Linked DNA regions of Mus musculus: region 1 is linked to region 2. The links are chromatin loops, found by intact Hi-C in ENCODE. Cell type or tissue: left cerebral cortex. All regions are shown on one strand.

What was found. Hi-C counts contacts between places; a loop is a spot of excess contacts. Peaks named below come from ENCODE experiments on the same cell type or tissue, not always from the same donor. Only the 100,000 strongest peaks of a DNase experiment are listed, where the experiment ranks them.
Region 1: it touches region 2 in a loop (2.9-fold over the local background); 2 of 42 quality-filtered maps call a loop at or near these places.

What each region holds. Positions count from the first base shown.
Region 1 is chr2:51,451,445-51,459,444 of GRCm38, forward strand. No RefSeq gene overlaps it. Among named protein-coding and RNA genes, the nearest start is that of Gm32434, 17 kb to the left of the region's middle. In left cerebral cortex, a CTCF peak has its summit at 3,556 (motif pointing left); DNase peaks (open chromatin) are centred at 6,482, 7,309 and 7,497; H3K27ac peaks cover 1,798 bases.
Region 2 is chr2:51,375,260-51,383,259 of GRCm38, forward strand. No RefSeq gene overlaps it. Among named protein-coding and RNA genes, the nearest start is that of 1700057H21Rik, 59 kb to the right of the region's middle. In left cerebral cortex, no CTCF peak of the experiment used is centred here; a DNase peak (open chromatin) is centred at 4,000.

The DNA of each region.
Region 1 (8,000 bases), 76 kb after region 2:
CTGGGGATTTAAGTTCAATGTGCTGTATAGAGGAAATTCCTTTCTTAAGTCAATAAATAAATGTTAATGAAGTCTAATACTTTTAATGTTTAATTAAATGACTTCTGGGATCAGTGATGGAAGCAAGTGTCCAGAGCAATGAAAAATGCAAAGTCACCCCCATTTGCCCCTGGGTTTCTCATGTACCTGCATGGGAGTTCCAAAGTACGTCTCAGCTTCCAGTCCACTTGCACATGGACTATTGGAAGGATTGCTAAATTTCAGTTTCTTCTGCTGCAAATCAGAAGGCATTAATAGTATTTCTGGAGTAATTTTAAAATAGCGTGTGCCCATCTGGGCATTCGTCCTAAGTACTCAATGAAGAGACTATCTTTTTCAAGAGGTACCATTTTGCTAAGGTGCTTTCTTTTTTAAAAGCCAGTAAGAGAAAAGAGAAAATGTCTTAAGACTTCAAATCTCTTTTTAAGATTTTATTTATCATTGTGTGTATACATGCATGTAAGCATATGGGTGTGTGCATGTGAGCTTGGTAGTAGGCAGAGGCCAGTAGTAGGTGATGGACCTCCAGAGTTGGAGTCCCAGGCAGTTGTGAGCTGCCCTATGTGGGTGATAGGAAGTGAACTGGGGTTGGCTGCAAGAGCAGTACATGAATCCAGCCCTTAGAATCTATTTAAGCAACAAATACAAAAAGATAACTTCAAAGTTTATTATATTCTTCTGCTCCTCTTGATATCTCTAAGCCTTATACATCAAACGTATTAATTTGAAAATGACAGTTATTCTTCAGATCTTAATATAACTATTTTACAATAGTTAGGAACAGTGATTAGTTGCCCAAGTTCAGAATATTTAAAACATGAAATGTTTGCAATGGCTTACAACTACGATGTATTCAGATTCCCTCGTTGTGGGCGGGGAACTTTGTGCTTTATTTTAAAGCTTATGTCTAGAGTATCACAGAAGCCCCAAAAAGATGATAAACTGCACTGGAACACAAAGCTAAGGACAATGGCTATAGTTTCCTTAGTCATCGTGGCCCAAGTCTATGTATTCTTAAACAGTTACAGATATCACTGCATCACCTCCAAAGATTTCTTTGCTTAATGTCTGAAAACTTTCCTATTTTCAAGTATGGGCAATACTGCAGTTGATAATCACTGAGCAGAAATGAGATTGGAAGGGGCCCACCCAGCATCTCATGGTGTGGCCAGGAGAAAGGCACCTGGGCTGCCTCTACCTCATGGCTCTGGGCAGCAGGCACCAATATGATAATTAAATACGTGATGGATGGGTAGGAACAATAGAAAAACAGAGCAGTGTGTGTGTGTGTGATGCAGAGAGAAAGGAAACTGGAGACATGATGAAGGTGACAGATGAGAGAAGATTGAGGTCAAAATGCTATCATTGTCCAGTAGTGTCGCTGGAATGAAGTGCAGCAGCCTGGAGCTTGTGCAGACACAGACTAGGTCCCAAACATGCTGCCTGGGCAGGATCCTCCTGGCAAAGGTTCACTTTCTGGATCGGACCTCCTTGTAGCACCGCAGTTGTCCACCATGCCGGCCGAGGCCATACTGGTGTTTGTGGTCCACACTGCTACCGCAGGCCAGTGATGATGGCTGGGATCCAAATGGATATATGCAGTCTGTGCTGCTGACTGATGCCTTGGCAAATGTCTTTGGGCTTTGCTGCCTGGGACTGGCATTTGGAGATTAATGGCATGCTTGTAAGATCTACCAGTTTTGAATAAAGCTTTTATGACGGGGGGGGGGGGGAAGGGGAGGGGAAAGGGGGAGAAGGGAAAGGGGAGGGAGAGGGAGAGAGGGAAAGGGAGAGGGAAAGGAGAGGGGGAGGAAGAGAGGAAGGAGGAGAGGGAAAGGAGGAGAGGAGATGGGAGAGGGGAAGGAGGAAAGGGGGAGGAAGAGGAGGAGGGGAGAGGGGAGAAGAGAAGAGGGGAAGGGAGAGAGGGAGGGAGAGGGGAAAGGGAGAAAGAGAGGAAGGGAGAGAGATCAAACTGAAGAAAAGAAAAAGAAATCAAGCTAGAATTGTAGTGCAGGAACACATTCAGTTAGTTCAGGCTGTGTATATTTATTGACCTTTCCTTAATGTTAGTCTTCCATCTTGGCCAGGTAATCTGCAGCTTGGTCTTAAGGTGTGGTAGAACTTGGAGGGGAGAGGTTGGGTACTTCCATCCCTGAGTCTCATTCCCAGGTTTTCTGTTTACATCTTTGTGTGTTCTACTTATCTATGCATCAAACCCATGGGAAACACCAAACTATAGTCTTTATTCAGAGTTGATTTATAGAAATCAAGAAAGGGCACGGAAAAATAAAGCTGCTACCGCGATAAACCAAAGTGGGAGCGAGCCCTCTCTTCTACTGAGAATTCACAGTAATTTCAGCTGCTCTTGTCCAGAGATGGCTTTGTCGTGACTTGGCAAGATGTAGAAATGTCAGAGACATTTCCCTCTTAGACTATGAATGACTTTGACTCAGAGTGGGACAACAATTGTTGGCCAGAGTACTAAAGCCCAGAAGATAATTAAATAATGCAAAAGGAACTAAGTGGAATTTGCGAGCTCCGTTATGATTTCTCATTCTCTGGCTCTGCAGAGAATGCAGATATTAGTCAATGGTTTCATTGTACAGTCTTGCTGGAAACAACAGCGAGTTTTTAATCTAAAAAAGAAGAGTTTTTTAAAGATGTGAACGATGATGTAGTTTCCAAATCTTCCAAACTAGTGGTACTGGGGAGAAGACAGATATCCTCTCAGTTGCAGTAACTCAAGAGTCTGGGAGTGTCAATGTCACGCGGAGCACAAGGATGGTTTATGTATTTTACTGGTAGATTAAGAAGGATCACCCTTGGGATCCCGATATCGTATCTATAAATGAAACTTATCAGCTGGTATCATCTCAGTAACTACTTCAAATATTATTTTACTTCCCCTGAAGTACTTCAGTGCTAATTATAGAGATTTCAGTTGTTCTTAAATTTTAGAGTCAAGTTTAAATTCTGTGCCTGGAATTCCTTATGTATCCCAGGTTAGCCCTAAACTCTCTTTTTCTACCATAGGCTACCAAGTTCTGGGACTGAAACCATGCATCATTATGGCTCTTCAAGGTTAAATTCATTTTATTCCTCCAGAACAAATGGAAAGTGTCACATAGATAGGCAGTGATGGATAATGACACTGTCACAACCCACCATCCAGGGAATAAAACTTTGGAACTGAAACTGCTAACAAAAAAACTCCTTTAAAATCCAGCTTTTAAAGTTATTTCTAAAGAAGAGAATTGAGCCCTAGGACTGATTCCAGCAAAACAGAAGAATAATTCTGGAAGTATTTTTCTAAATTATTTAGGTCATCAACATAGTTTACGAAGAAAATAAAAGTGAGACAAGAACATTTTCATTAAGAAAAAATAAAGACATAAAAATTACCACAGGAGGGACTGGAGAGATGGTTCAGCGGTTAAGAGCACTGACTGCTCTTCCAGAGATCCTGAGTTTAATTCCCAGCAACCACGTGGTGGCTCACAACCATCTGTAATGGGATCTGATGCCCTCTTCTGGTGAGTCTGAAGACAGCTACAGTGTACTCATATAAATAAAATAAATAAATATATCTTTAAAAAATAACCAAAGGAGAGTCCTGAAGTAAAAGCTGTAACATTTTAAGTAATTAAGTAGCTTTTTCTCAGGGGAGGGTGGTAAATTACTAAAACCAGAAAAAGAATCGGAGATACCATCAACAGATCAGTACAGACAATCCCCACCAATGAGTTTGGAAGAGAGAGACAAGAGAGACCCAGGACCAGCAGACCTACAGGAAACATCTCATGTCTGTGGACTCAGCGTCACGAGTAGAGAGAAGAAACAACGTTGGCCAGTGGAGTTCTATGAAGAAACAAGGCAGAACTTTTTGTTGTTTTTGTCGTTCCTTTCAAAAAATCAATGAAAGAGTTGAAGCCACAAGTCAAACAAACTCAGAGAACCCCATGGATATTAAGCAGAAAGAAAATCCTACTTAGGCAACAAGTTTTACAATACTTTCCTGAAAAAGGAAAAAAATAAATAGAAAACCTTAAACCAGATGAAAAGGTGACTCAAAGTCAGAGGACCAACCAATTAAAGCTGACTTCTCATCACAAACATCACTTGTTAAAAAAAAAAGGAAAGGATTCCTGTCTTAAAGTTCTATTATATTACACAAAGCCAACATAGAATTCTACACTTGGCAAAATGTTATTCAATTTTTAAATGAAAGAATTGAAAAGAAGATACTTTCAGATGGATTCCAAAGCAATTCATTACCAGCAGATCCTTGGTATAAGAAAAACTCTGGGGTCAAGGGAAATTGTTTCCTTGCTTCTTTGGAAAGGAAGGACACCCTACCCAAATAAATAAATAAACAAATAAATAAATAGTGCAAATTTAAAGTATTAATTTTTCTCTTTAAATTGATGAAATTAATAATGTATTGTGGGGTTAATAGTATAAAGAGATATATTAAAAACCAAACTATATATAAAAGGATAAATTTAAAATTATACCCTTCTTGTATTGTTCTAAAAAAAGATATATTGTAACTCAAGAGAGTTATCAGAAATTAAGACTGTAGTTCTAATCTCTAAATAAAAATACCAGAAATAAGTCAATAAGAAGCCTAAGAAGGTAACTAAAATCAAAATATAATTTGTCCAAGATCATAAAAAAGGTATGACTTTACTTTGCATCCTTCTAGGGAGATTTTCCTTTCACTTTTTATAATAATCTACTTGTTATAATAACTACAGTTGGGAAGGAGATTGTGATGTACCTCATACCAAATGCTTAAGATTTTCAAGAATAAATAAAAATATTCTTAAAAGCCTGTTTCTAATGCTGCACTCAGCAAGGAGCAGGGCCAACTCTCTGACTCTCATGACCTTAGAGGCAGCTCTCCCACTTGCTGCAAATGGCGAAGGCCAAGTACAGAGAGCATCTCTCTTTCTTGCCCACCCCAACTCACCCCACAGCAGATGAGGGGAAAAGCCAGCTCTCCCACGTTCATTCTCTCAGGTCGAGCTCACCTATGCCCCTGCCACCAGGGTGAGCTATCTGAGGCAGTGCTGGAGAGCTTGTCTTGGTGATGAGGGTGTAGGAGAGTTGATGGGCCGATCAACCCAGCTACCACACAGATTCAGGGTTTTGAGTTGGCCCACTTTTACCCCATCTATGAACTGCTGGAGCTTACAAAAGGGCCAGTCCTACAGATCCAAAGCTGCAGGATCTCCATGACACAGGCAACAACAAAAGGATATCTGAGAAGAGTCCCAGTGAGGATCAGGTACTAAGAGTGTAGCAGATGCCAGAGGCCTGGAACCAATCCAATGCCTCATTGTAGCAAACATCTGTAAGTAAAGATGTGTGGACAAAGGGGTACACTTTGGGACACACGATGACACATGACAGATTCCACAACAAGATTTGTTGCTGTTTGTTTGCTTGCTTGTTTGCTTGTTTTATTCTATCTTACTTTATTTTCTTTGGTAGGGAGGAGATCTCAGGGGTGGAGGGCAGATACAAAGAGATGGGGAGATGAGTGGGATTGGGGCACATGGTGTGAAATTCACAGAAAATCAATAAGAAAAAATTTTTAAGTTTGTCTCTGTGTCTATATTTTAAGTGAAATTAATGAGTTCATATGTGCATGTCAGAACCCACCACTAAGAGCATATTTGCTAAGTTCTGTGAGAAGAAAAATATGATATATAATTAGGGTCAAATTTTATTAGCATGTGGCCTTCTAAGAGAACAATGTATTCAATAGACAACCCAATTGATTTTTAGAAATCCTATCAGTAGAACAGAAAAGTGAGTCTTCTGCATTTAGAACAATATGTCTTACACCAAACTCATACCTAGTTTTCCTTCACATTTATCAGACTTCAGGAACACTGAAGCCTGCAAAGATTACAGGTAGGGAAGAGCGGTGAGGCTTGCTAGTAGGTTTGGGAGGTAAGAGAGGGTAGAGGGTAGCAAGAATGAAATATATGCATGATTGAAAATGTCAAAGTACTAAATATTTAAAAAGGTAATCACTACTGGCCTACCCAAGTATCATAAATCCTAATACATAAGTATTATCCTGTTGGCCAGTAGTAATGTGCAGCAACCATTAGATGCTTCTTTAAAATTTTTAAGACCATTTAATTGATAATTAATAGGAATGTAAGTTCTTGATTCGATGTTCATCCTGCTACAAAGGCACATTTAACTGCGGCAATGAAATTTTTCCTGTGATCAGAGATGCATCATGGCTTGAAAGCACTCTCTGCTTTCTGCAATTTCCTCCCAACCCTGTGAATCTCTAATTCCACTTGACCTAGTTAGGAAGTTTAAGGTGTTGCTTGCCTATCTATACCTATCTCCTCTCCCTCTAGTTCACAGGATGCAAATATATCTATGACTAGCTCTCCGCCAACACCCTATGAGGTATGCTTGCATAGTGACTTCCCACACATGATCCTTGGCTTTAAAGCAAGACAAAAATGAGTAAGATTTCCGGGTGAAGAAAGTATTTCACACCTACTCATTAGGAGGGAGTCACACACTCACTCTCAGGTCTTCTCCAAAAATGCTCAAAACTAGGAAAGTGGGCACCTCATTTCTCCTTGCTAACAATCTTAAGTATATTTTCTGGTAGAAATCCCAACCCCAGCTGATTAACACAGAACAAGAAATATCCCAGCTTATAAAGAAGAAGATGACTATAGTCTTCAAAGATCTGGAGAAAAGTGTTTATAACTGGTTGCACACTGGTATGTTTTTAAATAGATCCTATCTTCTGTGACACTGAAGCTCACAGCCAATCTTCTGTTCCCCACCATCTTAAGTATACTTAACAACTGTCTGACACTCATCCCAATTCACTTAGCAATGAGTCCCATCACCATGGAGCTCATGAGGTCAAAGGTCCATCAAGTCCTTAGCAGATTGCACCACCTTTAGGGCCTAGGAAACCAGATGCCCGTGTTCTGAGCATTTAGAGCCATCCTCCCCCTCCAAGTAGGACCCCATTTTCCTGGCACAGCAGGTGATTTTAATACCATGCCAGTTCAGGTTTGGCCAGGCTTGGCACAGGAAATGTCTGAATTTGACCATTCCCGTTTGACCAAATTCACCATCTGAAAAAATAACGTAGGAATTCCTTGCAGTCCCGAATATCCTTTTAGAAGGTCTGCGAACTCGAAAGTTATTTTTCTTGTTTCCATTTGCAAAGCACAAATTCATTTTCAAATGGCGTCAGGGCACCCCTTATGTTGCAAGACCATTTTTAAAGCAAAGCATTTGGAAATGTTCTCTTTATATTCAATTACACAAGGAGCAATATAATTCGGAAAACATAAAAATGACCCGAAAGAAAGATGAGATGGCCTGGAACAGTTTGCAGTCTTTACTAAGCCTACAGACACTGGTAGCCCCCGAGGAGTCCATGCTGGTGGGCCCCACCTCCAAGTGTCTAAAGCCAGTCTGAGACTGAACTGGGAATTTGTTGTGCTGAGTTCCCAGACTACGCTGAAATGCCTGGGCTGCAAGTCACAACTGGAATTCACCAAGTTCCAGGTCTCACTCCCAACTCCAGGGGGCCAAGCATCCTTGGGGAGCATATTTTCTTGTTTTTAAACTTAAGAATTATTTTATCTTTAAGTGTATGGGATTTTTGTCTGCATGTATATCTGTGTACCTAATGTGTGCCTGGTACTTTCAGAGGTCAGAAGAGGGGCTGAATCTCTGGCGGTGGGTGGAGCTACAGACTGTCGTGACACACCGTGTGGGTGCTGGAAATTAAACAGGGACCTCTGGAAGAACAGCAAGTACCCTGAACCACCGAGCCTTCTCTCCAGCCCCAGGGTTCTTATTTTAATATGTTTATAAGCTAGGTCCGAGGTGCTCTGCCATGCTACAAATATCCAAGTTCCCAAGTGATTCTGACAAGAGATGAAAGACGCGCTTTA
Region 2 (8,000 bases):
TGTAGCCAGCCCTTGCTCATTGACAACTTATTATTCTGTTTTTCAGCATCAATTTGTCAGTTCTGATGGGGTTGAGGATTCTTACTAACTGCTGAACAAGGTCTCTCTCTCTCTCTCACACACACACACACACACACCACACAGACAAACACACACACCACATACACACACACATACACACCACATACATACACACACACACACACACACACACACACACACACACAGAGTTTACCTTTCTGTTCTTTCTGTTATTAAATCAATTCAACTCACCCAACTCAAACACAAATTCTGCGGACTTACATTCTCTCTACTTTCTATGGTGTTTAGGCAGTCTATGGACTCTTGGAAGAGTCCTTTATTTTATCTTATTATTTATTTTTGCCGAGTTTGCACCTACCTCTTCCCATTACATTCTGAAGACTTCAAAGTATGGGAATTCATCGTATGAGTCTTGGATTTGATTTTTTTAAATTAGGTATTTCCTTCATTTACATTTCCAATGCTACCCCAAAAGTCCCACATACCCCCCCACTCCCCTACCCACCCACTCCCACTTCTTGGCCCTGGCGTTCCCCTGTACTGAGGAAGTTTGCATGACCAATGGGCCTCTCTTTCCACTGATGGCCAACTAGGCCATCTTTTGATACATATGCAGCTAGAAACACAAGCTCTGGGGGGGGGGGGGTACTGGTTAGTTCATATTGTTGTTCCACCTATAGGGTTGCAGATCCCTTTAGCTCCATCGTATGAGTCTTATGTAGCATGGAATCTGACACGTAATAATTTCACATAAAAGTCTATTGAGCAAATAAATGTTTTTAACAATGTAAATTAAATATTTCTCAAAATATTTAGTCCTTGGGAGGTTAAATGCAGTACCAATCCACAACCACAGATGCTTTTGTGTGGTTCTCTTTCTAGTAAGACTCTGAGGACAGCAGCTTGCTCAAAGTTAGAACAAATTTAAGTGATACATCTTGTCAGCATCCATGAGCAACAAACCCAACAACCCCAGACCAAGTTGCAAGGCTGTTTGAACAGCTTAAGCAACTACTTACCACAGTACTTCTTCTTGCCAGAGGGACTTGTTTCACAATATTCTCATCCATGGATGTGGGAAGTAAACAAGGCATCCTTACCCAAGAAAAATTGGATATATTTTATGTTAAGATAGATGTATTTATTTGATGAGTTTCCTGTGTTTGTAGAAAATGGTGGCAACTGGTAATTCTAAAATCTAATCATACAAGGGAAAATATTTGAGGTTTATTATGCCTTTCTTCCTGTCAAATCTCAAGATATAAGCATTCGTGTATACTATTCCATGTTTTGGCCATGACCAAAACCATTCTGCTGCCCAAATGTACACTTCAGACATAAATTGGAGCAGTACATGAGAAGGTGTCCTCACTACTCAATCATATTTACCTCCAGAGAAACAGAAGGACCGATGATACCCTTATCCCTGGGTGTCGAAACTGCTTGGTATCATATCCTAATACAACACAGAGACCATGATGAACAGTTCTTATGGTGGGATTTTACTAAATACTACTTCCTCTTTCTCTAGGACATCATGCTGAATAGCTATTTTTACTTTATTTGTTTGTGGTCACAAGCACGAGGGCTTGACTTTCGTGGGAATCTGTAAGCACAAGGTTATGACATGAGAAACAGGCCATGTGAATCATCTTTGAATCCTTTGCTTTGGCAAATATATGTGTCATTCCTAGATTATTCCAGAAGCAAATACATGCTGAAATGCTCAAGATCTGGGATTGTGGTAACAAGGATATAATATATGTCAAGCAAGGACTGGGGGAGAAAAAGAAATACCTGGTTTACCAATGCACCTCAGTTGATCTCAAAGTTACTTTTATCTTTTCTGTTTCCCTTATTGTACTCATTCAAGATGTTTTCTGAAACTAATTACTTTGCATGTGGATTCAGTTAGCTTTTTCATTATCTAATTGCATGCATTTAGAATCTTTTCTGAGATACTTTGCATGACTTTCCTACATCTTATTTTCCAAATTTCTTTAATTAGTTCCTCCAGCTATACCCTCATTCTTCAGACTTTGAATTTATCCTGAAACATGGCCTTGATTATTTTTGATAATTGCCATCTTTTTTTTTTTCAATCATGGCATCTTCTCTGTTGTTTTAAATAAGGATGATGGTAGCATGGGTGGTCAAATGCTATCTCAGCTCCCACATGACATATAAAATTCTGTGCATATCCAATAGATCCCCCTGAGCCTCAGATTTCTAACTGGGCTAATCTATGCTGTACACTACTCCCAGAGAAATAATAAATGTATAACATACACAGCAGCAAAGACTGAGTTTGCAATCTTCATTTGCTTTGTTGGGAGACTCCTCCCTCTCAAAGGCTTTAAAGGCCTTAAGGATGCCAGTGCCTAAAGCTTGAGAGAACCCATATCTGCACCAAGGGTAACAATTGCCAAAGCCCAGTCCATAGAAGCAACAGATGCTTCCCTTTACAAGGACACCACTGTTAGCATCACCACCCGAACTGTTATAGGAGCAACACTTGGCTCTGTGGCTGCTTCGCTTACAAGGATCACTGATTACCACAGCAAATTTGGCAATTTGAACATCAGTTCTCTATGAAGATTATAGAGAAATATGTATTCTTACTGTGTTCTAAATGGCTTGGTCTGGAAATCTGACTGGGGCGACAAGAGAGTGAAGGAAGGACAGCTACACTGACACATGCACAGAAAAGCTGGGATCTGGTAGTCTGTGCTCACTCAGATGGAGGGAACCAGATGCAGCAGCAACTCTTAAACTCAGAGTGTATACATCTGAACTGGGAGGGAGACAAGTTTGCTGTATACAGCTCAGCAGGCTTTGCTGATCTTGGTAAGAGGGCTCTGCGGGAGAGCTAACTTCTTTCTTGGAGAAGGAAGCAGCTTATACTTTCAACAGTTACATTTAGACAGTAAGAAGGCTTTGTCACTGCTCTGAGCTTTATCCAGGGAAGGCTTTGCCACCATACTCATGGGCTGGAGGCATTGGGGTCCTTGACATGGCTATACACAATAACAATACACAGTCACACAGAACTTCTTCCACTATGTACACACTCAGACAGGACTTTCTTTGTTCCCTACACATTAACTTTGGATCTCTGCTATATCCCTATTTTAGAACTTAGCAACACTCTGGAAACTGGCTCAGGGACCAGCCAACACATTTCTGTATATGATACACTGAAGCATTTTGACTTTTCCTTTAAAACAACTTTTTAAACATATATCATACTTGCATGTCCCCAGATAAAGAAACTCCCATAACCCAGAGTTTGCTCATTCTTAGTATGAATGAAACATATCATGGTTGGTCCTAGCTCAGACTCTGGCTGTGACTCAAGCATTATAAATTAGCAATAGTAATAACTATCTTTTGGCACAGTTTTGAAGAGTACTTCATAACCTTTTCGTCGCTTTGAGAAAATGCCATGATCAAGGTCACTTTAATAATAATAATAATAATAATAATAATAATTAATAATAATATAATTTCTTTTAGCTTACAGTTCTAGAAAGTTAGGATTCCTAATCACAGGGAAGCATGGTAGTAGGTGGCAGCCATGGCACCTGGAGCAGAAAGCTGAGAGTTCACACTGTGAACAGCAAACCTGAAGCAAAGATAGCAAACTCTAAGCAGGTAAGGATTTTTAACCTTAAAGTCCACCCCTAGAGACATACTTCCTCCATCAAGAGCTGTACCACCTAAACCTTCCCAAATAATGACGCCAACTAGGAGCCAAGTATTCAGCTGCCCAAGACTATGGGGGAAGATCTGTCATTGCAACGGCAGCAAGCACTGTGTAGTAGTGTGTGCAAGTCATCTGAAAGGCCATCCACGGAAGAGGAGCAGTATCTCCAGAGCAGAAGCAGGAGCTATGTGCCTGGTACGTGAAAGCTTTCATATCCCAGTTCCAGAGAACAAAGAACTCCAGGATCCATGAGTGATGCCCAAGAGCAAGCTGAGAAAAGAGAGTTGACTGCAAGAGGAAACAGCAGGGCAGGGCAATTACGCTCAGCAGCCATTCCTAGTACGCAGAGCTTCCATCCCTGCATCTGACTCAGGAGAAGCAAGAAAGCTTCCAAATTAGAAAGAGCTCTGAAAATGAGCCCAAAGCTATCTCACTAATGGTTCTTCTCGACACAGCAAAGCACCGAGTGGGTTGTTACACATTTCAGGAGAAAAACGGGTAAATGGTCAACTAAGTTTATATTTTCTATGTTTTAAAAGGGTAAGGATTTAAAATGGAAATTATAGTAAATTATAAATAATATTTATTGATCTCCATAAAATTACCCCATGCCTTAGTTTCTGCTGGGTTTGGATCTAGTCCTACCCCTTACCTCCCATAGAATCCAAACTGCAGATGTCCCTTACATTAAGTTGAATGGCCTTTGCATTTAATCTAGATGTATCCTCCTGTATAATCTTCTGTAGATGAACTATGTTGCTTACTATATATCTACATATAAATGCTATTTAAATAGTTGCTGTACTTTATTGTTTAGGAATTAATCACCAAGGAAGGTGTATGCATCATGAACAGTTGTATATTCTTCCAATATTTATAATCTAGTTTGAACCTGACCACACTCAAGCTGCAAAATCAGCTTTTCAGCTGAACTCTCTAGATTCTCAGTGACCAGAGCCCCAGATCCTTGAGCCATCATTGTTGCCTTAGTCCACCACTATCATTTTTTGAAGCTGTGACCAACCGTAGAGGCTCTGAGAGTTCTCTTTGATTGTCAGCATGACACAGTCTATGGCAACTGAGGAACAGAATCTCTAGGGACAATTGTCTAGATCAGACTGGCCTATGGGCATTCCTATAGGAATTGTCTTGATTATAAAAATTGAAGTAGGAAGACCTGTCCACTGAGGAACACCGTCGCCTAAGCCTAATGTCCTGGGCTACATTTAAAGGAGAAAAATGTAAGCTGAGCACCAGGATGCATGCATTCTTGGTTGTCAGTCCTAATTACCATCTACAACTACTTGGGGGAGGGAATCTCAAGAAGGAATTGTCCAGATCAGTTTGGCCTGAGACTATGTCAGTGGACAATGGTTTTAAGAAGGTTAACTGCTGTAGAGAAGTCTTCGAGCTCTTCAGGAGACGCAGCTGCTTTCTCCAGAGCTTGGGCTGTGTCTCTGCATTTCTCTTCCCACTACTTCTTCTCCACTCTGACAAGACCACTCCCCACTTTCCTCTTTTTGGAACATGCTTTTCAATCTCTAGTTCATGTCACCCTCATCTTTATAAACAACCTCTCTTCTTTCCATAATCCCCTCCCCCATACAGTTATCTTCTGTTACTGTAATGAACTGTGACCCAAAGGAAACTCTCCTTGCCTTCCTTTGGTTAGATATTTTGTCAAAGCAACAAGAAAACTTCCCTCGTTTTTGTTCCACACTTTCCACCGAAGTATGCTAACGACAGAAGTCCGAGATGTGTTTATTCATTAACAACAACAACAACAACAACAAAACCAAACAAACAATTCTTCTAATATGTCCAAGATCCTTTATAAACTCTGAGCATGAAGTGAGACCTTTATTTCTTGAAACTTAGAAAGTTATTGTGAGTTTATGATTTGGAAAAGGATATGCTGCACAATGCCTAGGGAGTGGAGGCATGGCCAGAATTCCCATGGAATGTATTTTCAGGATATATTTTATTTAAATTTCTGATAAAGTGTCATTTTTTTAATGAAGAAGAATAAAGTATATGTAAGGAAATGAGCTCGTGTTTGCAATACTTGATTTGAGACATGTCAATAGTAAAGTGGAATGAGGTAGAGAAAAAATAGACAAAGGGACTGACATATCATACAGAGGTAGTAAAATGTCACTACGGTAGAGTCTAAGTGAAATATACACATCTGACATGGTAAAATTCATTTATTTTTTGCTACGTGCATTTAAAAATTATTCATAATAAAAGTGAGGGTAAATATTGTTTCCTAAAAGTAAAGTATTCATATAATGTACATACAAACAGGATAGACACATTTTGAGAAAGAGTAATGATTTTCTCTCTTTATTTTGATTTATCTACTGTCAGTTTGGGATATATTGTTCTATACTGTCCCTTGACTATTACAAGCATCACACACACACACACATACACACATACACACACACATACACACATACATAACACACACAACTAATAGCAAATGGAAAATTAGTTCTTTGCAAATTATATTTTTACTTTATAAATTCTTCATAGATATTTTCCATATTAAGTCACATAGGCCTATGCAATTCTCCAAAGGTACAAGCCAATTTATATTATGAATTACCTAATTTGTCTTACTACAATATATTGACACCAATCCAAACTATCTTCAGTTCATGGCTGCCAAATCATTTATCATTTTTATGATATATGTCTTGTATAAGTATCATCAAATCTAGTAAATAAATTATCTAGAAATAGAATTTCTGGTCAGAGAGTCATATAGATTTACATTTTGATTAGTTCTATCAGTTAATTTTCTTAAAAGGCTGGGAGTTCCTGTTTTCTAGGTCATATGAGCCACAGCGGTTGTCAGGATCTGTTTTATATGAAGCAAGATTAAGGAATGGAGAGAATGCAGTATAAATGATATAGTGAGACTACACATGTGTTTATGCCAGAGTATGGAAAGGAATGCAGATTTCTAATTTGTCATATTTGCTCCTTCTTTTTTAGAACATAATGTGGAGACATTTTGCCAAGTAACCATATTCTTTATTATTGAAAATAGATTCTTCACTCACACAGTCCATCCCATCCACAGATTCCTCCCCCTTACTCTCCTCCAAGTTCCCTCCCTACCTCCCCTGTTCCCCAGACCCACTCCAGTTATTTTCAAAAAAGAGCAGGCCTCCAAGAGGCAACAAGAAAATAAAACAAAACAAGATACAGTAAGACAAGGCATCATATTGAGGCTGGACAAGGCAACCCAGCAGAAGGAAAGGAATCTCAAGGGCAGGCAAAAGAGTCAGAGATAGACTGCTCCCATTGTTAAGAGTCCCACAAAACACCAAGCTTACAGCCATAACAGATAGTAGAGGACCCATTGCAGATACTGTGCTCACTGGTTCAGTCTTTGTAAGCAGATATGAGCTCTGCTTAGTTGATTCAGTAGACCATGATCTCCTAGTGTCCTCCATCTCTTCTAACTTCTAGTCTTTCCTCTCCAACTTTTTATGGGTTCCAAAGGGAGGGACCTAATGGAGACATCCAATATAGAGTCTCTCTATATAATGTCTCTCTGTGCTTCTTTGCCCATTTCTTCCCATCTCCTGCTAGAGGAAGCCTCTCTGATGGTGAGTGGGCAAGGCACCAGTCTGTGACCATAGCAGAATATCATTAGAATCATTTCATTGATATATATATTTTTTTTGGGTAGACTAGTTGTGTTTGGTTCTACCCTATGTCTCTGAGCTATCCAGTCCCTACTTTCTGTCTATGCAAACATTGTTAGTCATGGGCTTCCTCTTGTGGAGTGGGCCTCAAGTTAAACCAAAGATTGCTTGGCTTTCCACATGTTCTGCCCACAATTGCCTGAGCACATCTTGCAGGCAGTACAGATTGTAGGTAGAGGTTTTTGTGGGTTGGACTGGTGTCCAGGTTTCTCTTTATGTAGCCTACAGAGCATCTTTTCATGCCAAAGAGACTAGACTGTGGATGTGAAGGCTCCAAGCCTACATCAGTTTGACATCTCTACATTCATTGAGCTGGGTGGAAGTTGTTCTCAGCTATGGGGCCTGGATGAAAGTTTTCAGAGGGCAAACTTCTGTCCTATCATCAAACTGGATATCATCAAAGGGGATCTCCATGGGACCCCTAGGCAACAACTCAACTGAATGTAAACCAGGCCTAGCATGGGAAGCCTGTCCTAGTTATAAATGAAGCCAATTCAAACTCCATATCCACCACTACTAAAAATAGCCTT